Regions from separate parts of the Homo sapiens genome. Here region 2 is linked to region 1. Evidence: read pairs that join two places in POLR2A ChIA-PET (ENCODE). Cell type or tissue: A673. All regions are shown on one strand. Links, peaks and the distances in the headings refer to the core of each region. The heading gives the core; the rest is flanking DNA.

Region 1 (8,535 bases), core at 1,455-5,454:
TGTTTTATTACCCTATATTTTTTCAGAAACTGATAGTTATGAACTGAATTGTGCCCCTCCCTCAAATTCATATGTTGAAACCCTAATCCGTAATGTGACTATATTTGGCCATAAAACCTCCAAAGAGGTAATTAAGGTCAAATGAGGTCACAAAGTTGAGGCTCTAATTCAATATGACTAATGTCCTCATAGAAAGAGGGAGAGACACTAGACATGTGACATGTGAGAATATAGTCAGAAGGTGGCCATCTGTAAGCCAAGGAGAGAGGCCTCAGGATAAACCAAATGTCTAGACACTTTGATCGTAGACTTTCAGCCTTGGGAACTTTGAGAAAAAAATATATATCTGTTTTATAAACCATACAACTGGTGATAATTTGTTATGGCAGCTCTTGCAGACTAATATGCTGATAATAGAATTCAATACAAATCGCATGCCTTTTGAAATGTTTAAAGTTCAGCCAGTCATATTCAATTATGATTGATATTATTTTCCTAGGTGGAAATATAATACTCTTACATTGGAATATATAATATTTAGCACTAAGTGTGAATGCATATTTTAAGAGAGGGTTACAATATTGAGGTACCTATTTAAGATAATAATACTGGACACTTTCTACAGTTGTTTAATATTATTTTCTCTAAGTTCAATTATTTTTATTTAGGGCAAACTGGAACTGCAGTACTATTCTAGATTACCGGGATTTGTTGTTTCAATAAAAGCAAAAGAGCTGCGTTTGATCTAACAATGTTTAGTGAGTGCCTTCTATATATCAGACTTCGTTCTAGGCACTAAAGACATAGCAGTTATTGAAACTGAGTCAGTCTCTGCTTCAGTATAACTTGTATGTAATGGGGAGACATAATGATAATTACATGATGTATCAGCTGGTGCATAAGCACTGTGAAAAAAAATCAAACAGGATAAAGGGAACATTTGGAGTGCCACTTTTTGGTTTATAAGGGACTCCTTAGAGAAAGTGGCATCTGAGCAGAAAAATACATTATTCCCTTTATATTTTATCATCACTTGAGTTGTATTATTTGTTAGTGGGAATAATTGTGCCAGAGACTGTTTCAATATGACATGACCAATCAGAATATCCAACCTTCCTAGAGTGTTTTCCCAAACTGTGACATGGAGTGAACAAGAGTTGCCAGATTCTTCAGTTGCTTCCCAATTTGCCAATACGATTTGGGGAAAAAATTTAGATCATGTGTTTTAGGGCCTTAGTTATCCAGAACAGAAAACAAATATCTTGAGGCTAGAGATTGTGCTTTCATGTCCAGTTTTAGTTCTCATATCTTCCTTCTGAATAGATAAGAGGATATGAAAAATAAATTAAATTAACTGGTAATAAAAAAAATGATAGAAATTTCTGCATCAAGTTTATTAACAAAAAATATTTTTGAATCTTATGATAGTGTGTTTCAGAGGGAAGACTTAGAAAACGGGAAAAATAAAAAAGAACAATGGGTTTGGTGAAAGGAAAATTTCTGCACTGAGAATGAGTTTAGATTACATGCTTGCTAAGACAGCTTCTTCCTTTAAGAGTCGCAGAGGTAGATAATGGAGAGGTAGAGAAAAGAGACGGGGAGGGATGAGAGGGTAGGTGGGAGGAAGGACAAAGAGAAGTGGCTTAAAGGGTACAGACATACAGTTGGATGGAAGAAAAAAATTCAATGTTTGATAGATGTTTAGGGTGACTAGAGTCAAACAAAAATATATTGCACTTGGAAGGCGGACACCCTAAATACTATGACCCGATCACTGTGCATTATATACATGCAATAAAATCTCACATGTACCCAATTTACTTGTAAACACTTTTTTAAAAAAATAATTAAATAAATGCTTGCTGCTTAAAAAAGGAAAAAAATTGAAAACGTTATTTTGAAGACTTGTAGCCAAGAAAAATTAGAATTTAGCTGAAACTGTAGAAAATAATAAAAAGCGAAAACAAAATTAGGCAAACTAGAATCTAATAACAAATGTACTCTAGTTTTGAAACAATGTTTTCTCTCTCCAGTCTCCCATTTCTACTAAAGAAAAATCATGGTAGGACTGGTTTGCATTATCATACTTGGTCTAATTATTAGTATACAGTGCAGCAAGAATAATTATTTTTTACATAGGCTTTTAAATTGGCTTTGATGGAACTTTGTTCCATAGGAGGAATCTCAGATAAGACATTTTTAAAGCCGGGCCCAGTCATGGATTTGCGCCATCAAATATCCATGAGTGGGGTGAATTTCCTCTCCTCTTAAGGTTCCAAGATCAACGTGTAGCTTCTGTGCCTGTCAGAAAGTGACATTCTTTACTTACCACGGGTCAGAAACCCTGTACAGGGACTGTGTACACAAAATATGAGGCAAATTTTTCCAAAGGCTTTATTGTCTCCATAAGTCAGGTTTGATTCCTTAAAGGAAAGCACACCAGGCCAGGCGCAGTGGCTCACACCTGTAATCTCAGCACTTTGGGAGGCCAAGGCCAGCAGATCATGAGGTCAGGAGATCGAGACCATCCTGGCCAACATGGTGAAACCCCATCTCTACTAAAAATACAAAAATTAGCTGGGTGTGGCTGTGTGTGGTGGCATGTGCCTGTAATCCCAGCTACTAGGGAGGCTGAGGCACGAGAATCACTGAAACCCAAGAGGCGGACTTTGCAGTGAGCCGAGATTGTACCACTGCACTCTAGCCTGGCGACAGAGTGAGACTCTGTCTCAAAAATAAAAACAAAAACCAAAAAAGGAAAGCACACCATTCCAGTCAAAGCCTACAAATGAAAACAGATTCTTATTGCACTTATGCAAATAACTGTATTGCCATAAGTTAAGAATACTCAGAGTTTCCAAATTCTGGAGAAATCAGGTAGAGAGAAACAAATATGCTCCAAATTTTGTTCATGGGAGTATACTAAATTATTAAAAGCTGTCATTAGCTCGAAAGAAAAGTTTCAAGATGCTGAAATACAAAACAAAAGATCAGCAATGTTTTAAACAAAAAGTCAAAAGGATTAGTCTATGTAGTTATTCCATGTTCTGCTTGATACTCATGAACATTTTAGCTCTCCATGAGTCCTGAAAGTTTTTCCTCTATTCTGATGTCATAATCTCCAAAGTTATCAGAAACCTGCATTCAAGAACACCTGTTGAAGTTTTATAGCTGATTATAAAACCACCTTCTAAGGAGAACTAAAGCAAGACAACAATTATCCACGAATGAAAAAAAAATGGTTTTAAGGCAGCCATAGTCAAAAGACACAATTGACAAAGAAACCTATTACCTCTGTGGCACACAACAATTTTAACATAACAATTATGATAATTACTGATAATTTACACTAAGTTTTATCAGAATTAGGAGTTTCCCATAATTTTGGAACATATACCAATAAAATATTTATACAACTACAGCACCCCCCCACAAAAAACACCATTTCATATTAGATAATGCTTCCTGTATAATTTTTATACCAAATAAGCCAAATCATGTCATTTTTGGATTTTAGGGAACCTAATATTTTAAAGGATTAATTAGATTAGAAAAAGACATAATTTATAACTTGATTTTGGAAAGTCTGAAATGTAAATGGTTTAAAATACTTGATATTACAAAATAGGATTACAGATCATTGTAAAGTCATTTATTTAACCAAAGTGATAATGCAAGCATTTCAAAAAAGAAAAAAAATTTTATTCTTTGAGAGAGGAGACTTAATTTTCTAAATAAAAAGCCGTGTTAAAAAAGCAACATGAGGCCGGGTGTGATGGCTCACACCTGTAATCCTAGCACTTTGGGAGGCCGAGGCGGGCGGATCGCCGCCTGAGGTCAGGAGTTCAAGACCAGCCTGGCCAACATGGTGAAACCCCGTCTCTACTAAAAAATACAAAAATTAGCCAGGTGTGGTGGTGCGTGCCTGTAATCCCAGCTACTCGGGAGGCTGAGACAGGAGAGTTGCTTGAACCCAGGAGATGGAGGCTGCAGTGAGCTCAGATCATACCATTGCACTACTCCAGCCTAGGTGACAAGATCGAGACTTCATCTCAAAAAAAGAAGCATGAAGACAATTATATTTGTTTTTCAAAATTTTGCAAACAATCTATAAAGTTTAATCCTGATTATCAAATGTAACTTCTGTAAGCCTTTTATAACCTTTATAACCTTTATTAAGTAGTTGGTTAATGCTTAAAGAAAAACTTGTTAATCTGACACAGGAGTCCATATTCTAATTTTTCATCAGTCAGCCTTTGATACTAATGATTAATTTATAGAGGAACTAAACTTATTTTATCTTCCTAAAATGGCCCTTACAATTTTACATGCCCACTACTTCCACGATAGTCTCTGGGCCTTGAGGAGTTAAGTAGCTTTAACTTCTTGTCCTGTGTCTCAGGAATGCAGTTCATTTAGATTGGCATCTTCTATGGGACCTGAAGATGAGGCTTTAATTGCTGGCCATGTTGAAGAATTAGCCGGACTTGGTGTCCTTTTTAGACCCAGGAGTTAAAGCTCTGTAACTCAATGTTACAAGGACTTTGAAAGCATACACAGGGAGATACATGTATGTAATAACCTTAATTTAAAAAAAAAATTATCTCGGTTGTTATTTTTTCCTAAGCAAACCAAAACTTAATAACATGATAACTTGATTATATAAAAGCATATTTTTTCTATATAAATTATCTTATTCTGACTTACACTGAGCCTTCATGATATGATTGGATTTTAGGGTTTGCTCTGAACATCCCTCCTTTATAAAAAAACAGTTGTTTTAGAACTAAATTTACTACACAAGATTTTTTTACATATAAAATTATTTCTCTTTTAGCTTTTTACCTCAAAAAAATACTTCTATATTTTTATAACTTCCTTTACATCTTTTTTTATTTCTTGGTTCCTTTTACCTTGTTTTATATATAACCTTTAAGTAAGTTTTGAATTAGACAAAACTTGTTCACCTTGTTTTTTAGCAAGAATGTTTTTTCCTACAATATCTATTTATTAGAAAATACCCAGAAAATGAAATAGCTATTATTTAATTTAATATTACTTTATATTCTAAATTATGTCCAGTTTGTCTATAGGTATTTATCCCATTACATTTACCTAATTTTTTAATATTAATTGTTTACCTAGATTATTTATGAAAACTGTGATAGTCGTGATTTAAAGTTATGAGATCACCATTGCCAAATTATAACTGAAACAGTGAAAAAAGATTTGACCTAACTGACTCCATTTTGCTCTTAACTTCCAAGCTGTCGTTGTTTATTCCTGGGCAGAGGTCAAACTAACTTTGGGAGGAACTTAGTTTATAGTTCACACTTTAGCATTGAAACAAGGCTATGAAACAGTCCTTTCCCAACACAAACCTCCTTATTGTCTGTGGACTAAACTGCCTAAAGCCACAGGATTAGAAGTTATAGTAATCTTACTAAATTCAAGATGCAGCTATTTGTATTAAACCTATATCAATGTCTTATTTATTAAAAATTACAAAAGCAAAGATCATCCTGTTTTGGGATGGGTTTATAGTTTTGTAACCCCTACGCCAAATTTTGACATCTTATAGTATTGAATAGGAATAATTATGAAATTGTTTGATTAATAAATGTAAACACAAACATATGCTGCCAATTCTTAAGACATTTCTCATATTATTTTACCAATAATTTTAAAGCTAGCTTATTTATTAAATATTTTACTTGTTACATAAAATTGAAAAAGCATTTGACTAGTCTTTTCTTTTTCAGTATCTGATTTAAGCACTTTTATTTTTCTTTAAGCCAATTATTTAGAGCTCTTTTATATATTTTTAGCAGTGAAACATTCTGTACACAACACATGAAAGCATATAAAGACATATTACGCGTGCCAATGAAAACACATTTTATAGATTTATAAATACCCCCTCTTTTATTTATTTATTTATTTTTTTGCTATCATAGACTTTCAGATTCTTGATAACCTGTTTGACAATGCTAAGCACCTGTCAGCTAAGTAGCCTTACATTTGCACAATAAAGGAAACAGCTCAGGTGAAAATCAGAGAGAAAAAGTCTGGTGGTGCTAGAGGGAGACGCTTTTACAGAGTTCCTTTTTTTTTTGAAACAAAGACATTTCTGAGTGTCTAAACTACATTCTTCCTTAAAAACCCAGGAGTAGCTTCTGTTGCAATAACTGTTTTAGTCAAAAAATGAGGTGAAAAGTTAAGCTGACTTTTAACCATTGAGCTCCTTAAAACAATTTTTTTTTAAATCTTATTACAGTATTTCAGCTAGGACAAAATGCTGCTAAACGAACAATGATCACACAAATTATACGATTTCTGAGCGCTCTAAGGGTAAGCAGAAATTAACACCAGCTGGTTGTTAATGCTAACTTTAGGCATTTAAAAAGAATTTGCAAGACAGAATCCCAAACCAGTTTCTTACCTATTGATGGTTCTCAGGTTGTACACTGCTCTCTACCATGCTAGAGCAGGAAAAAGAAACTCGTTTTTCCTGTTGGAAGTAAGCTCTGCCTCCATAAAGGAGTTACCTGCCTTCCATCATCATGGAAGAAAGAAAACCTTACCTTCCTTGTTGGAAGCAAGTAAAACTCCAAAAAAGGAGGAGTTGTACAGCAAAATAAACTTTAGATCTCGACCAAATTTTGGGACATCAGAACAAGCACTAATAGGAGATTTGTCAAAGATCAGGGGCATCTCCATTCAGAATCCCTCCGTGGTTACCAAAATGTGAACCCAGAAAATCTGAGACAGATCTCAGTTAATTCAGAAAGTTTGTTTTGCCAAGGTTGAGGACACATCTGTGACACAGCCTCAGGAAGTCCTGATGACATGTTCCCAAGGTTGGGGCGCAGCTTAGTTTTATACATTTTAGGGAGACATGAGACATCAATCAATATATGTGTACATTGGTTTTTGTCTGGAAAGGTGGGACAACTTGAAGCAAAGGCAGGAAGACTTGAAGCAGGGAGAAAGTCACAGATAGGTGAGGCACAAATGGTTGCATTCTTTTGAGTTTCTGATTAGTCTTTCCAAAGGAGCCAATCATATATGCATCTATGTCAGTAAGCAGAGGGGTGACTTTGAACATAATGGGAGGCAGGTTGGCCCTAAGCAGTTCCCGGCTTGACTCTTCCCTTTAGCTTGTGATTTGAGGGCCCCAAGATTTATTTTCCTTTCACACCCATTTACTTGTACAAATTAAAAAATAACTTAAATGTTTGCTGTTTTCAACTAGAAAAGAGGTTATATAATCTCTTCCTCTAAATTTCAAACTCTGTCATGGAACTCACAGGCAGAAAGGTCAGCAGATACAAGGGGCCCTGCTCACTCAGCCTCCTGTGAATGGGAGACCTACGTAGGCTCTATGCACTGCTGGTCATGGTATGGGTCTGTGGTCCAGCAGACCCTTCCCTACCATAGTTCTACCTTCTTGAAATTCAAGGGCATGAGTCACCTTGTCATTGGGTGCCCATCAATGACATTCATTACCAAAGTGTCCGCACTTATCTGTCATCTGTTTAGAGACTGTTGGAAATATCTGGAGACCTTGAAGAGAAGTGAGATTGAGCTGTAGCCCAATGTTGATCATCACACATCTGTGTTAAATACAAGTACACTCTTGGTGTGTAGCCCTTAAAATTATATTTATGCAAATATGTTTCTGTATGTTTATGGAACTCATGCCTTTAAATATTGGAAGCTGAACATAATTTCTAAAAGCCATGTATGTAAAAATGTAATATTTCAACGTGTCTACAAATTAAGACATAATTTTACTATAAAAATTGCAAGTTGAGACTGTCCTATTCTCAAAGTAATTTGAAAATAGTAACTTTGGCTGGGCCAAGTTTGGGAGGCCAAGGTGGGTGGATCATGAAGTCAGGAGATTGAGACCATCCTGGCCAACATGGTGAAACCCCGTTTCTACTAAAAATACAAAAATTAGCTGGGCACGGTGGCATGTGCCTGTAGTCCCCCCTACTTGGGAGGCTGAGGCAGGAGGATCGCTTGAACCCAGGAGGCAGAGGTTACAATGAACCGAGATTGCAACACTGCACTCCAGCCAAGGTACAGAGAGAGACTTCGTCTCAAAAAAAAAAAAAAAAAAGTAACTTTAAGAAAATATAAAATGTATATATAACCATGAATAGTATTGTTAACTATTACAGAAAAATATTGTACCAAGAATTGCAGCTACATTTAAAGTTAATAATGTTCTTTTATATTTAGAACCATTTGCTGGGATTTAATCATGAATAAAACTCACAGAAATAAAAGTTTTGTTACAAAGTAATAATGTTCTTTGAAGGTCCAATTATTTCTTACATAGGATCCTTCCATGTCACATATTATGACTGAGAAATATCACTCTAGTCCTCTTATGAAAACTTATTTTAGATAACAGCCTTTGAAAGAAAAACACAGAAAAGCAACTGAAACTAGCTTAGTAACATGGAATGTTAGAGGTAGAGCCAGTGGAATCAAAGAATGGGATGAGCAGGAAAGAGCTAATCC
Region 2 (8,535 bases), core at 1,443-5,442, 200 kb before region 1:
TAATAGCAGCTTGTTGAAGGACAAGTATAAAGGTAAATGACAAGTGACCATGTTCAGCATGTATTTTTGGTAGACAGATGGAGGTATTGCTGATATATTACATGGAGGAAATAAGAGAAAAAAATGAGTAAGTGCAATTTCTCACTCAGTGGTTTAACAACTGAAGAAAGGACTTCTAGATTCTGAAATAAAATATTATGGAAGATGCAAAAGTTTATTGAAAGAAATAGTGTTACCATAGCCATGCATGTTAGGTCGCAGTATGGAGTATGGTTGAAATTCTGAGTGGAGGGTGTGTGAATCTGGTGTTCGGTGAGGTCAGGTGATAAGAATTTGAGCCACATGGCATATCATGACACACAAAATCATTTCTTCTGATGCTACTTCTATACATTCCAGTAAATAGAGGAAACATAAAGATTGAGGACTAAACCTTTAGGAAATTTGCAGTCAAGATTTTTTAACACAGGAGAAGATAATGAAGATGATTTAGAATATATGGCTACATGGCCAGGCGTGGTGGCTCACGCCTATAATCCTAGCACTTTGGGAGGCCGAGGTGGGCGGATCACGATATCACAAGATGGAGGTCATCTTGGCTAACACGGTGAAACCCGGTCTCTATTAAAAATATAAAAAATTAGCCAGGAGTGGTGGCACGTGCCTGTCCCAGCTACTCGGGAGGCTGAGGCAGGAGAATTGCTTGAACCTGGAAGGTGGAGGTTGCAGTGAGCCAAGATCGCGCCACTGCACTCCAACCTGGGGAACAGAGAGAGACTCCGTCTCCAAAAAAATAAATAAATAAAAAATAAAGATATTTGGCTACATAAGGAGAAATAAAAACAACAGGCTGCTAAGGTGTTCTGGTATTCAAAAAAGAAAACCATTGAAGTAAAAGGTGTGCTCAATGCCACTGTTAGATCAGGTAAGTGGAGCACAGAGAAGTGACCATTGCAATATGAAAGTATTTGGTGACAATGACCAGGACATTTATTGGAATGGTGAGGAGGAAAGACTGATTTATTTTGGCTTGATAAAATAAAAAGATGGGAAAGGGAGGAAATATAAGCCCTTGATTATAGACACCCTGAGGTGAGTAAGTTTCAGTGTGAAAGGAAGGAGAAATAGAAGCTAGAAAGTGCATATTTCCAAGATGGTGAAAAAGTGGAGAAAGAAATTGGTGATGGAAGCCAGCCTTGGAGAAGCAACTAGTAGATAATATCACATGTGAAGAGTTTGAACTTTAGTGGCAGGTGCATTTCATTCACAATAGCAAAATATAAGCAGAGTGTGGGTGCCGATTAAGGACTTTGGATAGATGCAGCCATAAGGAGAGGAGGGGGAATTCTACCTAGGCATGTTCTGCAGATTGAAACTATGTCACAGCTTCAATGGCCGCCCCCCTTTTCAATACTCCTGGATGAAAATGGGTTTTGGAATGTAGCCGGTTTTCAGTTCCAGATGTTTCTCATAACCCCAAATTATCTTCACTTGCCAATTTCCTCTGTCAAATTAATATAGGTTGGGTATTATTCTAACGGTTCACTTTCTTTTTAAACCATGTAATTCAAGGACATGAAGACTCTAAAAATGAACAGTTTTTTTTACTTAAGTTTATTGCTAAAAGTATGATTTCAACGGATAAAATGAGAAGAGAGCAGCCATAATAGATGGTAGTGATCATTTTCTTATTTAAAAAATCCTCTTTTGAGCATAGTAAGGAGCTGTGTACATTCTGAAGTATACTTGCTGAAAAATTATTACAGAAGCATAATAAAATTTGTGATTTTGAACTTCACTCCTTTCCTTTCACAATGTCAAAATGATTCATATTTCTCTAGAAATGTTCAGGAGGAGAATATTCACCTGTGTAAATTATATTCCTATGGGGAAGGGATTACTGCTCTTACCGAAGAGTTTATGGCAGGGTTTACTCTTTTCCATTGACAGTATGGGATGAGAGAATGGGACTTAGCTTTGTGTCCATTTGCATTCCAGTCACCGAAATAATAATAGCTATATGGCACCTAGAGTAGAAAGGATGATTTACAGTAAGGGCATTCTCTCAAAACTTAATAGTTTCCACTATAAAAACTAAAGACAGTTCTTCCTAGTTTCACTGTTTCAGAGCACTGTTATTAGTTGACTCAAAAGTTTAAATAGCTTTTGTTGTAAAATAAACAATTGGTATATGACATTCTATGAGAGGGATGGTCTGAGAATGGTTTATTGTGACAATGCAATCACTTTCAGGTATTAAATTTCAGGATGAAAACTATAAATCATTCGCTTTCCCAGAGTGAAGTTTGACTTATTCCTGTGGCCAACATGGCTTATGGACACCAAGGACAAATAAGTCAGAATAACTTGATGGAAAAGACCTTCAGCGATAACTACATAGTTTTCATCTCTTGTATGAACAAAGTGTTAAATTTTCTCTACTATCAATTCTTTAGTGATATATTGGCTATGATTTTTTTCTGTTCCATGATATATATTATTTTATCATATAATATACATTGATATATGAATTGATTAAGGTCAGGGATTTATACCAAGATAATAATTTGTTCTAAAAACTATATGTTCAGTTTTTATCATTAAAAACATTTTAAATAATAACTAATTCTCATTTGTAGTCAATAAGTGGCACATGCATAATCATATGGCAAAGATATATTTTTGTTTGGTGCTGTAGGTACAAATTACAGTTTGATCTTTCATACTTTATGAAAACAATGGTATAAATAGATATATGGTTCATATTGCAGTTGAATATAATATTTATTCAATAACATTTATTAATGATATTTCAGGAAGTATTTCTCATATTTTAATGTATACATGAACCACATGGTATCCTCTTAAAAAAGCAAATTTTGGTTCAGTTTTTAGAAGATGGAGCTAAGATTTTTTCATTTCAAACTGCTTTGTGATCCGCTGATCTCAGTTTCAGTAGCAAATTTAAAAATATGTATGCTTCTGGATTTTAATAGATAACTGAAATAAAACAAAATATTTTTCAGTACTAAGAGTGGTTAAATTTCAACATGATCTTTGCTTAAATGAAAGAGACTATTAGAAGTACATTTTCTAGTACTCTTTTTTATTTCTTTTCATTTTAAATATATTTCCAAATTACAATACTTTAATTTAATGACTCATGCTGACTTCAAAATTAACACCACAGCTAAAATATATGAGCTCCTTTTACAGCAGCGTTTTTCCTCTGGGAAATAGTAACTTCTCTTGCCATTGTTTTCATTATTTTCACTTCTTTTCTTCTGTACAAGGATCTGACAATACATCCTCAACTTTACTTGCTTGAAAACAGAAGCAGTGGCAAAGATTAGTGGTGAAAACCAGGAGACTTAAAAAACACATTTAATCTCTTTCATTCCCTTCCTTCCTTCCTTCCTTCCTTCCTTCCTTCCTTCCTTCCTTCCTTCCTTCCTCTCTCTCTTTTTTATTTTTTGGAAAATACTCAACTATCATCATTCACTGCCATTCAAAACATTTTTCAATCATGTATTGTCACCTAAAAGATTTATTCAAAACCTAACGGTGAATGGATAAAGATGCTCAATTTGGGGGCTCTCAATAGACAATTCAGGAATGCCGATGATTTTGCTATGTCAGTTTGGTGCTATGAAGGGAGGTAAAATATATTGCTTAAAATTGTATATATATACACATTACATTATATATACAAAAATTACATGTATATATATATACACATTACATGTATATATTTTATAATTTTATTAATATATATAGTTTTAATTACAATTCTTACATATAATATAAACATAAATTTTATGTGATCCTTTTTTCTTGAATTAAAGGTTATATAATAAAAGCTACCACCTGCAGTTCTCACAGCAGTAGAATTCCAAATCAGCCGCTGCAAAATCAGCAACAGCAGCTGTAACCTGGTTTTTAGAGAAGTTGAAATCAATTTTCACAGGTAACTTAAAGTTTATACAAATGCAGATTGTGTTCGCCAGGGTTTAACATTTGTATAATAGTCATAAAGATAATAGTACGATAAAGAGTTATTCTTACTGAATTTCAATACACAGTCTCTTCTTTTCTGTTATGGTCTTCAAAGGTATTATTTAAGCTTAATTACATTTATGAAAACAAATTAATAAAAATGTCAAAGTTGGGATTTAAAGAGGTATACACTTACTAAAATAAGGTATGTTTCTTAAACAAAATGTATTCTATTTTAATCATTAATTTAAGACTTTCAGTTCTTCATGAATCAGTGACCCATCAATAGTGTATCTTTTACTGTAAGTTAATTTCAATCCTAGATTTGTATACAATTAAAGTAACATATTTATCTTAATCTTTTAAGTTTTTATATATCATCCAGAAAAATGAGATATCTATAATAGTCTTTCAGTTCTGTAAACTTTTCTCTTTTTTCTTTCTTTAATTTTTTTTTTACTTTTTATTTTTGGTAACAATGGTTTTACATATTTATGTGGTAGATGTACCATTTTGATACAAGCATAAAATGTGTAATAATAAAATCTAGGTAATTGGGATATTCATTACATAAAATATTTATAATTTATGTGTGTTGGGAACATTCCAAATCTCTTCTTCTAGTTATTTTTAAATTTACAATAAATTATTATTAACTGTAGTCACCCTATTGTGCTACTGAACACTAGACCTTATTCTATTAACCATCCCCTCTTTATAACCCCCCGCAAACCCACTACCCTTCCCAACCTCTGGTAACTGTCATTCTACTCTCTGTCTTTATGAGATCAGTTTTCTTTAGTTCCCATATATAAGTGAAAACATGCAACATTTATCTTTCTGTGCCTGGCTTATTTCACTGAACATAGTATCCTCCAGTTCCATCCATGTTGTTATAATTATCATGATTTCATTCTTTTGTGTGACTGAATAATAATCCATTGTGTATATATACCACATTTTCTGTATTCATTCATTTGTTGTTTGACACAGTTTGATTTCATATCTTGGCTATGGCAAATAGTGCTGCAATAAACATGGGTGTGCCAACATCTCTCTCCAATAGATGTATTTCCTTTATTTTGAATAAATACCCAGTAGTGAGATTGCTGGATTATATTGTAGTTCTATTTTTAGTTTTTTAAGGAACCTCCTTACTGCTTTCCATAGTGACTATACTAATTTACATCCCACCGATAGTGTATGAGTGTTCCTCCTTCTCCACCTCCTTACCACCATTTATTTTCTGTCTTTTTGTATTTTTGTTATCCCATTTGTCCATTTTGGTTTTCATTGCCTGTGCTTTTGAGGTCTTATTCAACAAATTTTGCCCAGACTAATGTACTCAAATATTTTCCCTATGTTTTCTTCTAGTAGTTTCAGGTCTTACATTTAAGTCTTTAATACATTTAGATTTGTTTTTGCATATGGTAAGAGAGAGGGTACTAATTTCATTCTTCTGCATATGGTTATCTAGTTTTTCAAGCATCAATTATTGAAAAGACTGTCCTTGCTGCAGTGTATGTTTTTGGTACTTTGTCAAAAATGAATTGACTGTAAATGTGTGGATTGATTTGTAGGTTATCTATTATGTTCTATGTGTCTGTTTTTATGGCAGTACCATGCTGATTTTAATACTATAGCTTTGTAGTATAATTTGAAGTCAGATACTGTGCTTCTTCCAGCTTTGTTCTCTTTGTTCAGAATTGTTGTAGGTATTCCAGGTCGTTTGTGGTTCCATATACATTTTAGAATTTTTTTTTATTTCTGTGAAGAATTTCATTAGTACTTTGACACATACTGTATTGAATCTGTAGATAATGTTAGGCAGTATAGACATCTTAATAATATTGATTTTTCTAATTCATGATTATGAAATATCTTTCCATTTTTGTGTCTTCAATTTACTCCCTTGATGTTTTATAGCATTTTTATCAACAAAAATTGTGTATGTTTATAATATACAGCATGATGTTTTGAAATATGTATATATTGTAGAATGGGTAAATCGAGCTAACTAACATATGTATTCCCTCATATGTATATATATTTGTGTGTGTGTGTATGGCGAGAACACATAAAATCTATTTTCAAGTTATTTACATGTGGGTGGATTATCGTTGTACATTGGCTTATAACTTAATTTGTTGTTAAGTGACAAAAGTGGATGGATAGTATGCTTCCTTTTATGTGGAAGAGGGAACTTGGGGAGCTTAGGGAGTGCACACGCTGGAGGGACTTTTTATTTTAGCAATGCTTCTTGCAGTACATTTATAACTCACGTATAGAAAACTTTCACAATTTTTCATAAGCATTTTGCAATTATGATTAAGTGGATTTTTCAAAGCAATACAAATAGAAGGCCAAGGAAGGTGGCTTATGTCTATAATCCCAGCACTTTGGGAGGCCAAGATGGGCTGATCACCTGAAGTCAGGGGTTCAAGACCAGCCTGGCCAACGTGGTGAAATTCTGTCTCTACTAAAAATACAAAAATTAGCCAGACACGGTAGCACACATATGTAATCCAAGCTACTCTGGAGGCTGAGGCAGGAGAATTATTTGAACCTGAGAGTGCCGTGAACCAAGATAGATTGCGCCACTGCACTCCAGCCTGGTGGCAGAGCAAGACTCTGCCTCAAAAAATATATGTATAAAATAAAATAAAAATAGAAGTCACATTTTTTTCTTTTGACAATGTCATAGCAAAACATATGTAAGGAAACTAATATAGCAACACATATGTAAGGAAACTAATATATATGTAAGGAAACTAATATAGGAAAACATATGTAAGGAAACATATATAAGGAAACTACTAATATATACTATATTAGTAGTCATTCAATCTACCATAACTAATACAAATAACTGAAAACCTACAAACATGAGCAAATCTCTTCATGAATTCATAGCCCAAACAAGTTTATTGTCTCTCTTCCATCTCAGTTTAAGTCCATGAATTACCAAAACTTTTTTCTCCTGGTCTTTGATTTTAGTAATTTAATTTAGTTGTAATTATAATTATTTAAGAAAAGGTATCAAAGTGAATTACAAATTATGAAATTATATTTGACTTATAAACTACAATTTGCAAAGAGTGTATAATTTTGATTAGTAGCTGGTTGTAGAACTAATTGGTCTGGAGCTCTTTGAAATAAATCACTCTAGCTTCTCCATTGTGTGCCTTTAGTGCTCACGTATAAGTACTTTTTACGTATCCATTGAATCAATGAGTGGATAAATCAATAAATTATTTCCCATCAATAAATTGAAGCTTGCTATATGTTTATTTTGCCTAACAGTGACCTTTTAATCTTAGATAAATATTTATTATGTTATTAAATTTAATTTTCAACTTAGTTTCAACTTTGCAATAATTTTCATGGTTTTTAAAATACTATTTTAGGAAGTATAAAATTTTCATTTTTCTTACATGCAAATGTGCTCTTTTAAGCTTAAGATTAAAAAATTAAAATCACTGGACAGCTAAGATTCTGGCTAATTGAGTAAATCTACTCTACACTAATTTGTAAAACCTGTTTTTGATATTAGCAACTGTTTTTAAAATATTTAATGTTTAATTATTATAGGTACATGTGATGTTTTGATATAGGCATACAATGATATAGGCATACATCAGGGTAATTGGGGTATCCCTCACCTAAAGCCTTTATCATTTCTTTGCTTTTGTTTCAGTTTACTTATCACTTTGAGTTTAATCACTAAACAATTTTGTCAATAATATTTAATTAGGCATAATAATCTATGATGGTGATATGGTTTTGCTGTGTCCCCACCCAAATCTCATCTTGAATTGTAGCTCCCATAATTCTCATGTGTCATGAGAGAGACCTGGTGGGAAGTAATTGAATCGTGGAGGTGGTTTTTGTGTGTGTGTGCTGTTCTCGTGATAGTGAATAAGTGGTTTTATAAAGGGGAGTTCCCCTGCACACACTCTCTTCCTTGCCACCATGTAAGATGTCCCTTGGCTCTTCCTTCATCTTCCACTACGATTGTGAGGCCTTCCCAGGCATGTGGAACTGAGTCCATTAAATCTCTTTCCTTTATAAATTACCTAGTCTTGGGTATGTCTTTATTAGCAGCATGAGAACAGATTAACAGATGAATATTTTTAATAAATAAAATATAATTTGAAAGTCAGATAGTTTCCATAATCTTTGTCAAAAAATTTACACTGTGGTATCTCATGAGTTGACCTTTACTTATAAGAATATAGGTGCATTACAAGTAGTTTAGAAATTCAGATGGACTTTAACCATTAAATTTGTTTTTATGACAAGTCATGAAATTTGACATTAACCAAAAACATGGTAGAATATTGTAAGTGAACAATTACTTGTTTCCTATGCCATGAGAGGTTAGTCCCTTTTCTGAATATAAAGACAATACACCTAGTGTTTACAAAGCAAAAAGTTTTAAGACTCTTGTATATTTGTTTTAAAGATTATCTGCTATTCACTAGTATTCACCTAACATCTCTCTTTACTTCATTTGCTACAGGCATTTATTGCATTCCA

The links. Peaks named below come from ENCODE experiments on the same cell type or tissue, not always from the same donor. Only the 100,000 strongest peaks of a DNase experiment are listed, where the experiment ranks them.
Region 2: POLR2A ChIA-PET joins it to region 1 with 5 read pairs; 2 of 35 experiments call an interaction of 5 or more read pairs at or near these places.

Annotation. Positions count from the first base shown.
Region 1 is chr21:22,603,938-22,612,472 of GRCh38, forward strand. No RefSeq gene overlaps it. Among named protein-coding and RNA genes, the nearest start is that of MIR6130, 470 kb to the right of the region's middle. In A673, for the core only: no CTCF peak of the experiment used is centred there; no DNase peak of the experiment used is centred there.
Region 2 is chr21:22,406,381-22,414,915 of GRCh38, forward strand. No RefSeq gene overlaps it. Among named protein-coding and RNA genes, the nearest start is that of LINC00308, 310 kb to the left of the region's middle. In A673, for the core only: no CTCF peak of the experiment used is centred there; DNase peaks (open chromatin) are centred at 3,391 and 3,901; H3K27ac peaks cover 3,963 bases.